2 separate regions of the Homo sapiens genome follow, and region 2 is linked to region 1. Evidence: chromatin contacts called from ENCODE Hi-C data. All regions are on one chromosome and are shown on one strand. The core of a region is the stretch at or near the end of the contact, and the rest is flanking DNA. Distances in the headings are between cores, read along the strand shown.

The links. A loop is a pair of places that touch in the nucleus more often than their neighbours do. Pooled maps may share reads with other maps.
Region 2: a loop to region 1 is called in a pooled map, with 2.3 times the contacts of the local background. The contact joins the promoter of TACR1 here to the enhancer-like site in region 1. A Hi-C loop is called at or near these places in 3 of 50 pooled maps.

Annotation. Positions count from the first base shown.
Region 1 is chr2:75,095,696-75,102,388 of GRCh38, forward strand. The region is part of intron 2 of TACR1 (tachykinin receptor 1); the gene reads right to left. Among named protein-coding and RNA genes, the nearest start is that of MIR5000, 8.2 kb to the left of the region's middle. Within about 2 kb of position 4,061, at least 2 of the 41 ENCODE cell types and tissues checked have a DNase peak (open chromatin) inside an H3K27ac peak, as active enhancers do.
Region 2 is chr2:75,196,580-75,203,272 of GRCh38, forward strand. It overlaps TACR1 (tachykinin receptor 1), which reads right to left and starts at 2,941. Exons shown (of 5, transcript NM_001058.4): 1 at 1,967-2,941. The coding sequence starts at 2,355. All of the region lies in intron 2 of TACR1-AS1 (TACR1 antisense RNA 1), which reads left to right.

The DNA.
Region 1 (6,693 bases), core at 2,811-5,310:
AGCTCTCCCTCATGACTGGTCTTCATTATAGTTAGTTGACTGACTCTGGCAAGTGGGTATGTGAGCAGAAGTGAGGCATCACTTCCAGTCAAGTCCCCTTAGGATGCTTCGTCCATCCCCCTGTCCCTTCTGTGTGCCCTTCTAGATGCTCCAGGTGGTACAGCTACAAGATGGCAGAGCCTCCATCACCTAAGTTCCTGACTAAGGAGAAAGATTCTCCTGGCCTGGGCGGGACTTACACTGTGAGTGAGAAATAAAGTTTTGTTGTGACAAGGATCTGGGGTTTTGGATTATTTTGTTAGAGCAACTATTTTGACAGCCTCTAAGGCTTAGGATCAAGGTGAGAAATAGTGGAGGCAGTGAGGGGCAACTTTGTACAAAAGGGGACATGTACAAAGTCAAGTCCTCTTCATCTGTGAAGCAATCAGATTCTGCAGTGCTCTTTTGGGCACTGGGGAGAGCAGTTGATTGTAAAACTCATGAAATCCCTCTCCTTTCCTCTGGATACCAGCCTTTGGCCTGTGCTGCTCTTTGAACATCTTGGAGTGGTTGGGTTAACAAGTTTGAAAAGAAGAGCTATACTGAAGTGGAAGCAGGGCCCCTCTGCTCTCCCTAAACATCAGCCAGTCCCAGTGGAGGCTCCTTAGAACTCCCCATGCAACTCAGAGTCCAGTTTGAAAATGCCCTGGTAGCATGAAAGGGTGCCAGATTTGGATTTGGAAGATCTGGATTTAAATCCTGGCATCACCAGTTGTGTGATGGATAAATTTAATTGTGTGTATTGGGGTAAATTTCTTGATCACTTTGTGTTGTATTCTTAATATAAGATTGGATATGATAATTGCACTTTGTATTGTACAGGGCTATTGTGCAAATAGAGAGCAGATGTGTAAACGACACTTTGGTACATATTTAGAGCTTTGCAAATATCTGGATTTTGTTTGTTATCATGAATGCATAGCTGTAAAACTGGTTCAGCTGGGGCCTTACTACACCCTCCCATGTTGTTTATGGTATACATTCCAGAACCTTCTCACTTCTTTCTGTCAGTGACCTTGCCTCCCACTTCACTGAGAATATTGAGAGCTTCCAACATAGGTATCTCAACTTCTCTCTTTACCTCTGCACATCCACTCATTCTTCTCTCTTGCTTCAGTGGAAGATGAGATCCTCCTCAGACCCAGGGCCAAACCCTCCATGTGGGCTCACACCCCATTCTATTACACCTCTTTCAGGACTTTGCTCCAACAGTCAACCCCTATCTCTCTTGTATCTTCCAGTACTTCCATCATTCAGTCAGATAATGTGTTCAAGTCTCTTGTATCCTGGAAAATGACATTACTATAGCATGTTGCCTCATAAAGTTAAGTATTATTTTTCTCTCCTCTTTACCACATGCACTTCTGAGAGACTAGCCCAAGTTCCCCATTTCCTTGTGCATTTGGTGGGAAGAATAGAAGTAGGTGCCTTCTGACCACAATTAAACAGTCAATTAATTTTTCATGGGAGTGATAAATGTGGTCAAATAAAGATAGCGAAGTGTTTTTTTTCAGTCTTTTGTTCTGAGTAGGTACACAGTACTTAAAAAATGTTCTACAATGAAGGAACTAGGTGAAATAACTTGCTAACATTTCTTTGATCCTTTCCCACTCTGGGTTTTCAGCAACACCATTTCTTCATTAGTTTTTTTTTTTTCCTACTGTAGGTGGTGAAACTATTTCTGTTCTGTAAAGTACATAAGTATTTGGAGACTTGACCTAAACTTTCTCTTACCTAATAAATGGCACATTCAGGATTAGAGACAACCTGGATCTTTTTAAATAGGTGGCAAAATCATGGGGCTCAACATGTTAAAAGTAATGACAGTGACAGATCATCACAGAAGAGTCATCACAGAAGACTGTGGGAGGCTAAGCCAGTCTCAGGCACCCTTCCTATTCTCAGTCTTGGGGTGAGCATCTGACCACTGTCCATGCCCAGGGTCACCCAAACTTGAGGCAACTATTATTTACTCTTTAAATCCAAGAGATATTTTGTTTTTTTCTCTTGCTCAGCTGAAATGTGAACAAGTGATTTCTCTCCTCCCTAGGGATCTGCATTAAGGTAAGGACAAATGGAGCATTTGGTCTCTCCAATCCTTACCTGTTCCTGGTGGTAGTACAAGGCCAGTGGTATGCTGGTAACACTTGGCTCTTTGAAAAGAAAAACATCCCCAGTTTGTAGCATTCTGTGGTGTCAATACTTGGGTTATAGCTAATTACAATTTCAAAATACAATGTGATGTCACTGAACATGGAGTTGGGAAGAGATGTGCACAGTTGGCTTTTGCCAGCTGGCTCTGGCACACTGCTGAATATGCCACACATTCTGTTAAAAAATAATACACATACCATAGAAAATCTGAAGATCGTAGAAATGCAGGGCAGATGCAGAGAGAAAAAAAGTACTAGGAGACAGATTCATTCTCCAAAAAGACTTAATAATTTGATATATTCCATTCTCAAGAAAGAAAGACAATTCTATGCATAGATTGCTTTTAGTGCTTAGTTTTTACATCATTGTCATTACCATACTGCAGTTCTGTTTCCTTTTTTTACCCAAACATAACATGAGCATTTTCTCATGTTATCACAAATTTGTCCTAGATGTTTTCATTTTAGAATATAGAATATTCTAATGCATAATCAAACCAGACCATATCATGGCACATTGGGTTTGTTTCTAGTTTTTCATAGAAAATTATCTTTTTTACCTTAAAATTCATCCTCAAATATCCCAGAAATATTTCTTGGAGATGCCTGAGGGAGCAGTTGTCTGATGAGAAAGATGAAGAGAGACCTCTGAGAATAGCTGCCTCAATATTGGCCAATCCTTGAGGACCACAAAGCCTTGAAGTGAGCGACTCTCATCTGTTAAGAGACTTCCAGGCTTCAGTCCCTGAAACCCACATCCCTACCAGCCTTGCTCACCACCACATCCAGCTTGCTCTAGGAGTGGATTCTCATCCCCCAACTTCTGGGTTGGTCCCATTAGCTAACCCAGTCTCTCCCACTTTCCTCTCAAACTCTCCTGCTCTGCCTTTGGGTTCCTGCTTTGTGGCAGGCAATCTCCTGTCAATACTTGAAATTTTAGGAATGTTCTTTTTAATTCCAGCCTTAATAGAACTCTGGCTGCTTCCTGAGAATATGTGTTCTTTGTAGTTCTTGCAAATTAAGGCTTTTTTTTTTTTTCTTTTCTTGCTCTCACATTTATTCCCCTCAGAACCAGCAGGTGGAGTGAGGGTTCTCCTGCTCCTCCGTGCCACTTCCAGACCACTTCCCCTTGTGTCCTGTCAGATGCCACCCCTCTGAGGAGCACATATCCTGCCACATCTTCTTTTTCACTTGCTGCTGTCACTCTCCAGCCTCCTGGTCACTCTTCCCTGATCACTGAGGACCTCAGCTCTGGCTCGGAGCCTCCCTCACTATCCCAGCCTCTGTCTCACCCCAGTGACTTCATCCTCCTTGAGGAGGACCACCCAGCACTCTGGCATCTCAGTGCTGAGACTCCTCATCTCCAGTGAGCTCCTTCTCTCTTTTGCATCAGTTATCTGCATCCTGGCCACACCTGGGATATGCATGACTTTTTAAAACATCCTGTCCATAAATACCATGTCCATCCTCCCAAGTCACTTGCCTGAGTACCTCTGCTGTTACAATTCTCTCTGTGGAAACTCACATTCACTGAACCTGACATTTTCTTCCTATTCCTCAGACTCTTCATGTTTTCTTTCCTTCCTTGTCCATCAATCTAATCACTCCTATACAAGTCACCTCCAATTCCCTTACTCTTTCCTCCTTCTATGATACTCATCTGATAAAAATCTCAGGCTGAGATGAATCCAGCCACCCACATTCTTGCCCACAGCTGCCCCAGAGGCTGAACCCAGGGAGAGGTTTGCGCGGCCAGGTTGACTGATGTCACTGTAGATTCTCAGGCCCCTTTCCTTGCATTCTCAGACACCACACCTCTAGTTTCTCTCCTACCCTGCTGGCCACTGGCTCACAGCCCCTTTTATCAAGTCCTCCTTTTCTATCGACTTCCTCAGGGCTTTTTCTAGACCTTCTTCAGCCAGATCTCCCCAGGTGATTAATCTGTCCCCAAGGTTGTAAATCCATCTATGAGCTTATGACTCACGTTTTTATATCCATACCTCAGACCTCACAGAACACATATGTCCACTGGGATGCATTTCACAGGCGTTTCATGACCACTGTCTTCTTCCAGCATTTATTCCCCATTATTGTTAGAATAAAGCATAAACTCAGTGATCCTACAATACTCTTTATGATTTCCAGCCTGGGATCTCTTCCCTTATTCCCATTCTTCCTCACCTACCATGCCACCCACACCCCCACACACATCACACACTCCACATAGCCATGCTGAGTTTTTTCAGAGAGGCAGGATGATGTAGTAGCTAATGAGTGAGCTCCAAAGACAGACTCCCTCAGTTCAGATTCTGGTTTTGCCACATACTTGCTGGAGCACTTGGACAATTTGCCTACCACTTTGAGCTGCTGAGGGGATGAAATGAGATGATGCATGCAAAGTTCTTGGCAGAGTGCCTGGAACATCATAGGTGCATAATGAATGCTAGCAATTATTATTTTTAAATTTAGTTTCTTTGGCATAAATTATAACCTCTCTTTCAAATCTTTGTGCATGTGGTTGTCTCGATTTGGAATTCTTTTTTCCAACAAACTCTGCCTACTGATTTGCTTCCCTCATCCTCCAAATGCCATATGACTAACTCATATCTAACCTCCAGGACTCAGCTGATTACTATCTTGGTCTGTTGAGCATTTCATGACTCTGTGGTAATGAATGGCACTGTGGATTTATTGCAGCACTAACTACTGTATCCACATGCTTGCTTCCCTGCCCAAGTGTGCAGTAGACTCTAAGAGCTTTAAGGTGACGAGTGTGATAGGTCATTGTTTTATCTATAGCATAGTACGTACTATAAAGTAAGGGTTCATAAATATTTGCTAAGTGAATGAATAAAATGATAAATCACATTGCAGAGCCATAGCTCTCTCATTGTGAGAATAAGTCAAAAAATAATGTTCTTGGTAACTATAAGGAAATTTTGTGGTTCAGAAGAATGCAACCTTCAATTCACTGAATATTTTTGGTAACATAAATGTGTCCCCTGAAATAGATTACTATAAGAAAAAAATACTGTTGAAATAGCTAATTTATGTACTTAATAACATCTGTCTTCAAGAAACAAAAGGAGACTTCCATGAAATGAGTTCCAATGTCTATACCCAGACAACCATGATGAAAAATGTGGTTGCTGTATTAAAAAAAAAAAGAATGATGAATAACATGTTGGACACGGCAGAAAACTGAATTAGTCAGGCAGAGGACAAGTTGATTATTCACTGAGAATATTTTAGAAAAAGGAAAACAAGGTGAAAATAAAGATAAGAATATAATAGAAATAGAAGTGAGATTCTCAGCAATCCTAGCTTCTAATAAGAAGATATTCCGAAAGAGATAAAAATAATAGAGATGAAGCAAAAAATAAAAATGATGTAAGCATCTTTTTAATAAGTCCTCTCATTAATGATACTTCAAGACTTTCCATATTAGTAATACTAATAAATAAAGCATCTTAAAGGTAGATGAATGATCACTGTGTACCAGACACTGTGCTAAGGGTTTTATATACAATATTTTATCTAATCCTCACAATAACTCATGATGTAGGTAATATTATTATTCCTAATTTTCATATTGAGGAAACTGAGGCTCAGAGGAGTAAAAAGTAACTTGCCAAAGTCACATAGCTCATGAGTGGTAGCTCCACTGTAGATTACTTTGGGAGTGAGCTCTTGACTCACATTGGGCAAATCGTCATCATGATTCTGGAACTGCACCTGATAAATAAATGCTAGGTTCTCTTTGGCAATTGAAAATAAAGGCCGGGCACGGTGGCTCACACCTGTAATCCCAGCACTTTGGGAGGCCAAGGCAGGCAGATCATTTGGGGTCAGGAGTTCAAGACCAGCCTGACCTATATGGTGAAACTTCATCTCTACTGAAAATACAAAAATTAGCTGGCCATGGTAGCACATGCCTGTAGTTCCAACTACTCAGGAGGCTGAGCCACATTGCTTGAACCCTGGAGGTGGAGGTTGCAGTGAACCGAGATCGTGCCACTGCACTCCAGGCTGAGTGATGGAGTGAGACTCTGTCTCTCCAAAAATAAAAAATAAAAAAATAAAAAAATAAAAATAAAGACATGCCATATGGGTTGCTTGACTAGTGGCATGCTGGCATATGTGAGATAAGCAGAGGCTCAAAAAGCATTAGTGCCATGGGGTTTGTCCTCTTTTCCTGCTTTTGAACTCAGGCCACCATAAAGAAGCTTAAACTCGCCTGTTGGGTAATGAGAAACACATGGTTCAGTTACCTCTGTCATCCTGGTTGACAATCTTCCAAGTACAAGATAAGTGAATAAGGCTTCCTAGGTTATCCAGCAGCCACATGACCCATAGGTGACTGCAGACATATGAGACACTCCCACAGAATTCAGTTGAGCTGGCACAAACCAGAGCAGCCAGCAATCCACAAAATCATGACCTAAATGGACAGTTGTTACTTTAAACCACTAAGTTTCGGAATGATTTGTTACGCAGCAGG
Region 2 (6,693 bases), core at 1,691-4,190, 100 kb after region 1:
TTTACCTAGAGAAAAACAACAACGGAGCTGAAATCTGGCTCCCTGCCCAATCCACTGTGCGGACTCTGACTCTCATCCCCACCCCTAACCTTCTAAGTTCCAGAGGAAAGATCAGGGCTGCAGAACATGTTTCTGTGTAAGCCAAAAGAGAGAGCTGTCTGCTGGTGCTCCATCAGCTACTGAATGCTCCAGCTCACACTGACTGACAGGTCTTCCTAGAGCTTGTGCAAAGCCCCAGTGCAGAAAAAGCAAACAAACAAACAAAACCCCCCAAAAAACTTGCCCTCTAATTTAGGGGGCATCAAGAGAGTGTTTGTAAGGCTGAACTGGCATCAGGTTTCACTACCCTGATATTCACTTATATATCATGCTATCGACTTTTTTAAGTTTAAGGAAGCTGTTATGAGATTAAAGGAGCATGTCAATGCAGAAAGATTTACAGGTGTACCTCACTTTCAGCAAACTGAATATCTGAAAACCAGTGTAGTACAAAAGATAAATTTGCAAAATAATTCATTTCACTCCCACTTTGAGTAATTGGTTTACCATCTACATTTAAAATACAAACTGATTTTCCACAATTTGTTTTACATAAAACATAGTAAGCACATAGGAGCTGCATATAGAGAGATGTACAGGGAACTAACAAATCAGTATTTGGACACCACTGCAAAGGATGGAAATGAAGATTTCCCTGATTTTAAAAGTGTTCATTGACTACAGGAGCTAAAAAAGACTTCTAATAATTTGCAAGTTATAAACAATCTTTATGCAAAGAGGGTTAGTAGTTTGGAATTTTTTTTGAAGTTTTCTCCTAGCTCCTTCTTTGGGTTTCTCACATTCAGTTATCTCAGGAAGGACATCAAAAGACTCCATTTTAAAATCACAGTGGTAGGTGTTTTAAGCATACTTTCACATCCCAGGTAAACATTTAACACCTGTGCACACATAGACATACACATTGGAGACCTAAGATACTCACAAAGGAGACAATACCAACAGAGCTGTGCTCCAATAATCAATTTTCCATCATGCTACCTGAAGAGCCATTCATTCCAGAATACCATCCCCAGTGTTTGAAATGCCAACCTTTTCACTTTCAGTCAGCTTTGGGAACCCTAACCTGTTGGTTGCCGGAACAGAAGAGCTCTCAAATGCCTTTGCCAAGCATGTTTCTCTGTGGATAGAGACAGGCTAAATACATACATTTTACATTGCAGGAGAAATTTAGAACACCTCTTGGGTAAGCTTCCTGGATCCCTATCCGTGGAGTTTCTTAAGGATAGCATAACTGTCTCTCATTCCTGAATGAGAATTCCTAGCATTACAGAGTAAACTGCATTAGAATTCTGAGTATCTTATGATACTGATGAAATGCTCTTTCACATCCAAAACAAACAAACAAACAAACACAAACCAACGAACCAACCAACCAAACAACAACAACAACTACAACAACAAACTGGAGAGTTGCAGTGGGAGCAGAAAGTCCCAGAATCCTCTAGGTGTACTTAAAACAGGAAGGCAACAAGAGGCTGTCTGACAGAAAAACAGGCCTGGAGGAATTTACAAAGCCCCTTCCAGGGTCTAGTCCTTTGACCAAACCCTAGGTATTGTTTGCAGCCTGCAAGGGTAAAGGGGAGAAGGAATATATGGAAAGGAGCAAAGCAGAAGTTGAAAGTGTCAGGAAGATGAGTGGAGAAGAGATGAAGAAAGGGGAGTTAAATGAAGAAAAGGGGGATGTGTGTTGAAAGGAAGAGAGAGAGTGATGGGTAAAAAAGAGGAAAAAAAGTTGAAATACATAAGATGAAGTTCCCCATCAACAAATGACTCAGTTGATCAGTAAAAAAACCCTCAGAGTGGCCAATCTTCCACTTGACCCATACCCCACCCAGTTCCAAACCTCACAGCAATGCCGTGGTCCTCTATGAGCACTTTCTCGCCTTTTCACAAAGGCTAATCTCACCTATCAAAGGCCACAGCCGTCATGGAGTAGATACTGGCGAAGACAGCGGCGATGGGAAAGAAGTTGTGGAACTTGCAGTAGAACAGGCCGTAGTACCATTCGTTGTGGACAGCATAGGTGAAGTTCACCACTGTATTGAATGCAGCCATGGAGGCCTCCGCGAAGGCCAGGTTCACCAGAAAATAGTTCGTCACTGTCCTCATTCTTTTGTGGGCTAAGATGATCCACATCACTACCACGTTGCCCACCACAGAGGTCACCACAATGACCGTGTAGGCAGCTGCCCAAAGGACAATTTGCCAGGCTGGTTGCACGAACTGATTGGGTTCCGAGGTGTTAGTGGAGATGTTTGGGGAGAGGTCTGAGTCCACCGGGAGGACGTTATCCATTTCGAAGCTAGGCGGTAAAGCCCTACTATCTGTACACAACCCCCCTCTGCAGCAGAGTCCTGTGGCTGGCGCCTGGGGCTCAGGGTCCTTCTAAAGCCAGACAGGAGGGTGGAAGGCTTTTTCTGGGCAGCACTCTTTTTGAAAGCTGAACTGGCGCTCAGAATATAAACGCTTCTGGATGCACTGCCCGCCTGCCCGCGGTGGCTCTGAATTCCTCCACTTTCAAGCTTCAGGAGACGTTTGAGTTCAGAAGTCTGGAGACAGCATCTCTCTTGCGGTAAACTGAAAAAGGGAAAGAAATTCCACCGGTCACAGTTCTAGGAAGCAAGAGATCCCCCGCATTTATGCACCTGCTGCTGCCTGCAACTCCTATTTCTCCTTCCTCCGCAGGGAAAGGCAAAGCCCTGTGCTGCGTGAGGACTTAGGAGCGAAGTGGGGGCCCATTGCAGCGCGACCTGTAAAAGTTCTGAGCCTATGGCCAGGATTCTGGAGCTTCGTATCCAGCTGGAGATTTTTCCTTCTCTTTTGCTGCCGCTGCCGCCGCCTGCAGTTTCGCGGGCACCTCTCGGTTCGGGTTGCTCAGCTCGCGAGTTAGCTGCGCACGAGGCTTTTATAACCCCCTGCAGAGACGTCACTGGGAAGGGGCAGTACCTGGGCTGCGTACTCGCCAGTCCCGGTGCGCAGCGCGGCAGCTGCGCCAGCTGTTGACAACTGTCTCATTCCACCGCCGCAGCTACCACGCCTTTTGCTGCTTGCTACTTGCCGTGGGAGTCTGCGAGCCGGGAGCCCCACGCACTCCGCGAGGGGGCAGTAGGTGGCTTGGAAGTAACTGACACAGATGCGGTCCGCAGCTGGAATCGTCGTTGCACGAGGGGTGCTGGGAGGAAGGAAGGATTTGGGAAACAGCTGGAGTGGAGGACAATCAACTTCCAGGGAATGAAGCCCAGAGCCCTGAGACAGCTCTGCAGAGGCGGCTTGCCTGTGGCAATGGGAAACGGTCATGTGTGGGGGCGATGTGCCAGCGCCGCGCTCCGGGCCGCGCTCCAGCTACCGAGAAGCCAGAGGCGACGACTCCCTGGTCCAGGTGTCCCGAAAACAACTTTCCTGAGGCTGTGTTTAGGAAACACCCCCACAAAATATCTAGCTCAGTTACCTGGCTAGCTGATTCACCTGGGAAGTGACAGTCTCTAAGCTTTGAGGACACTTTCCTCAGCCACCCTGGTGACTTGGCCCCTCGTTCCAGGAGAAGCTCCATTTGAGCCCTCCACCTGACCCCTCTGGATGAGCCTCTGCTCAATCACTGGGGACAGGGCTGAGCTCCCTGCGAATCTTGGTGAGCGCAGGAGCCACACTCATAGGCAGCTTGTCGCTCAGACGCGCGGCTCTGGGCTCTCCGCCAGCAATCACTGCGGCGCTGCGTTTGCCTCCCGGGGACCTGGCAGCCTCCGCCTCCGCGCCTGCCAAGCCTGCAGGCCAGAGCCGGGCTCGGGGTGGCATCGGTGGTCCTTCTCCCTGTTCCCCTTCCAGGTTTGCATAGGGGCTGGAGGACAGGTCAGCCAGCCTTCTCTGCCCGCCTCCATCCTGCCCTGCCGTCTTCTGACTTTGAGGCCTCGTATCCCAGTCCAAGACCATTTCAAACGGTAGAACTGGTGCCAGACACTTGGAGGAGGCAGGGCAAAGACTCGCCAGTCCGTATAAACCCTTTTGGAGAAGCCAAGATGGGATGAGCTCCGCAGCACGTTCCCGCCAGACTGCTGCAGGCAGAGTTCCGCGGAAAACTGAACCCCGGGAGTCCTCAGGGGCCCATCTACCCCGGTGCACCGCCCCCTCCTTTCACTGCGGGGACTCGGAGCTGTGGGACTGGAGCGCGCACCGGCAGACTTGCGCGCAGGTTGGAGTTGGCGCACACCCGCGCCAGCCGGGGAGCGGCGTTTACGCACTGGTACCGCGAGCGCTCAAAGCATCTCTCGGGAAGTGCTTTAAGGCTGGGAAATTTACTATACACTTATGCCGGGCAAAAATTGGATCCCACGCCGGGGAGGAGAATCTGCTGTTTCACTCTGTATTTTTTCGGAGCCTGGGATTTTAGCGTATATAGGAACCGCACATTGCTTTGCCAGGTTCTCCTAGGCACCCGTAAACACACTGCATAGAAAACTCTAGAGATGCTTTCAAGAGAACAGCGTCCCTTTATTTAGAGCGGCTGCACAAGAGGTCTTCTTTGTGGAAGGGAATGCCTCCTCCACCTTGGATCTCTGCTTGAGGCTTCCACCATCTCAAAGAGCTGACAGAGAGAGGGAGGAAAAGGGAGAGGGAAGGGGATGCGGAGGGTGGGGGAGGGGGGAGGGGAAACTTCTCTATCTTTAATTTTCCTTCCAAGCTGTTTAAAGTTATCTTTTCTTTTTTCTCCCTGTCCATTAGAGCCAGGCTGACGTTTTCAAAAGGAACTTTATTCAGTGGTTAAGGGAGAAAAAGAAAGCTAATCGAATAAAATCTAAATATGTAATAAGAGCTAAATATAAAATAAATATGAAATAGCTAAAAAGTAAACATTAATCCATTTATCCTCCATTAGTACAGCAAGTTGATATTTTGAAGCAGGTACTGTGCTGGGCACTGGGGCTGGGGGGTGAACAAGCACTTACAGTATGGAGGAAGACAAACAAGAAGCAATGAACCATACAAAATGGGCGGTATTATGATGACCAAAGGTACTAAGCCCTGAGTGAGGAGAGAAGAGGGAGGCCACCTAACCTAAACAATGAGGGGTATCCGTACAGATGGAAGAAAATCTCATCCATGAAGAAGCCTGAAGAATGAGTTAGGATGGGAAGAGGTTGAGGGTGGAAAAAAGGCGAATATTTCAGGCTGAAGTTTTATAAATCAAACCTTGTCACTCTGCTTAAAGTCCCATAATGACTGCCCACCTATGAGCCTGCAGGTCAGAGCGGGGCCCTGGGTGGCATCAGGGGTTCTTCTCCCTGCTCACCTTCCAGGTTTGCATAGGGACTGGAGCGCAGGTCAGCCCGCCTTCTCTCCCTGCCTCCATCCTGCCTAGCCCTCGGCTAACTTTGAGGCTTTGTATGCCAGTCCAAAGCCACCTCAAATGGTGGAACTGGTGCCAGGCACTGGGACACCTACGTTCCTTACCCTGGCCTTCAACTCTGATGTGTTGATGAGTCTGACTTGGGGTTGTTTTTCTTTCTACTCCGGGATTTTCATGGCTGGTAGCCATATCTTAGGAATCCTTATGACTTGCTAAAGCTAGTTTCTCTTCTTAAAAAGAAAAAGCATATTCATGATGGGTTCACCATTGAGGAAAAAAAAAAGCCTCAGCTATACAGTAGCAGAAGTTGTTTTTGGTTCATACCTATGATATGAGGAGACACTTTATCTAGCATCACCCATCTATAAAGTAATGAATTTTCCCCCTACAGCTTTGCACAAATATATAGATAAAATTCTATACATGCTATTTCCCTCCAAGAGCTGATATTCTTGTTTTCTTATCCTTTTTCCCCCTTCGTTCCTCTTTTCACTGAACATCTTCCTTGACACTCAACACAGGATCACACATCTTAAAGTAAACGCTGTTAACAATGTAGTATAAATCCTTCCTTATTTGTCCAGACTCTTTGATACTATCTAGATGGAAATACAAACATACATAATATTCACACATGTAAATGCAAATATAGGACTTTCATTGTTGTCTGTATTTTGTTTTTCCCACTCTAAACTTTGCCCAGCTGTTTCAGAGTCAACAGGTATAGATTTAACTCATTTTTCAGTGGTTAAATATTATTTCTATGTTATGGATACACCGTAATTTATACATTCAATTCTCTATTCATGAAAATTAACTTTGTTTCCAGTTTTTGTCACTAAAGGCAATTAACAATAAACATTCTCTACATCCTGGTGTTTTCTTTCTATGGGGGTAGATTCAAAGTGGAATTGCTGGGAAGTAGATTATATTTATATTCCTATGCATATGCATATATATGTTGTGAGTTTCTATTCATATTTGTTTATTTTTAAAAGTTTTAAATAAAGTTTTGTTTCTTTGAATTATTTCCTATATTTTATACAAATAACTAAGAGTCTATACCAACTTCATGTATTACTTTTTAAAGCGAAAACATGAATTATTTGCAATTTGCCCATATATTTGCACATACACAGACACCAGCATGGTTTTTAAAAAACTTTTATTTTGGGTTCAGGAGTAACGTGCAGGTTTGTTATATAGATAAATTTTGTGTCACAGGGGTTTGGTGGACAGATTATTTTGTCACCCAGGTAATAAACTTAGTATCTGATAGGTAGTTTTTTGAT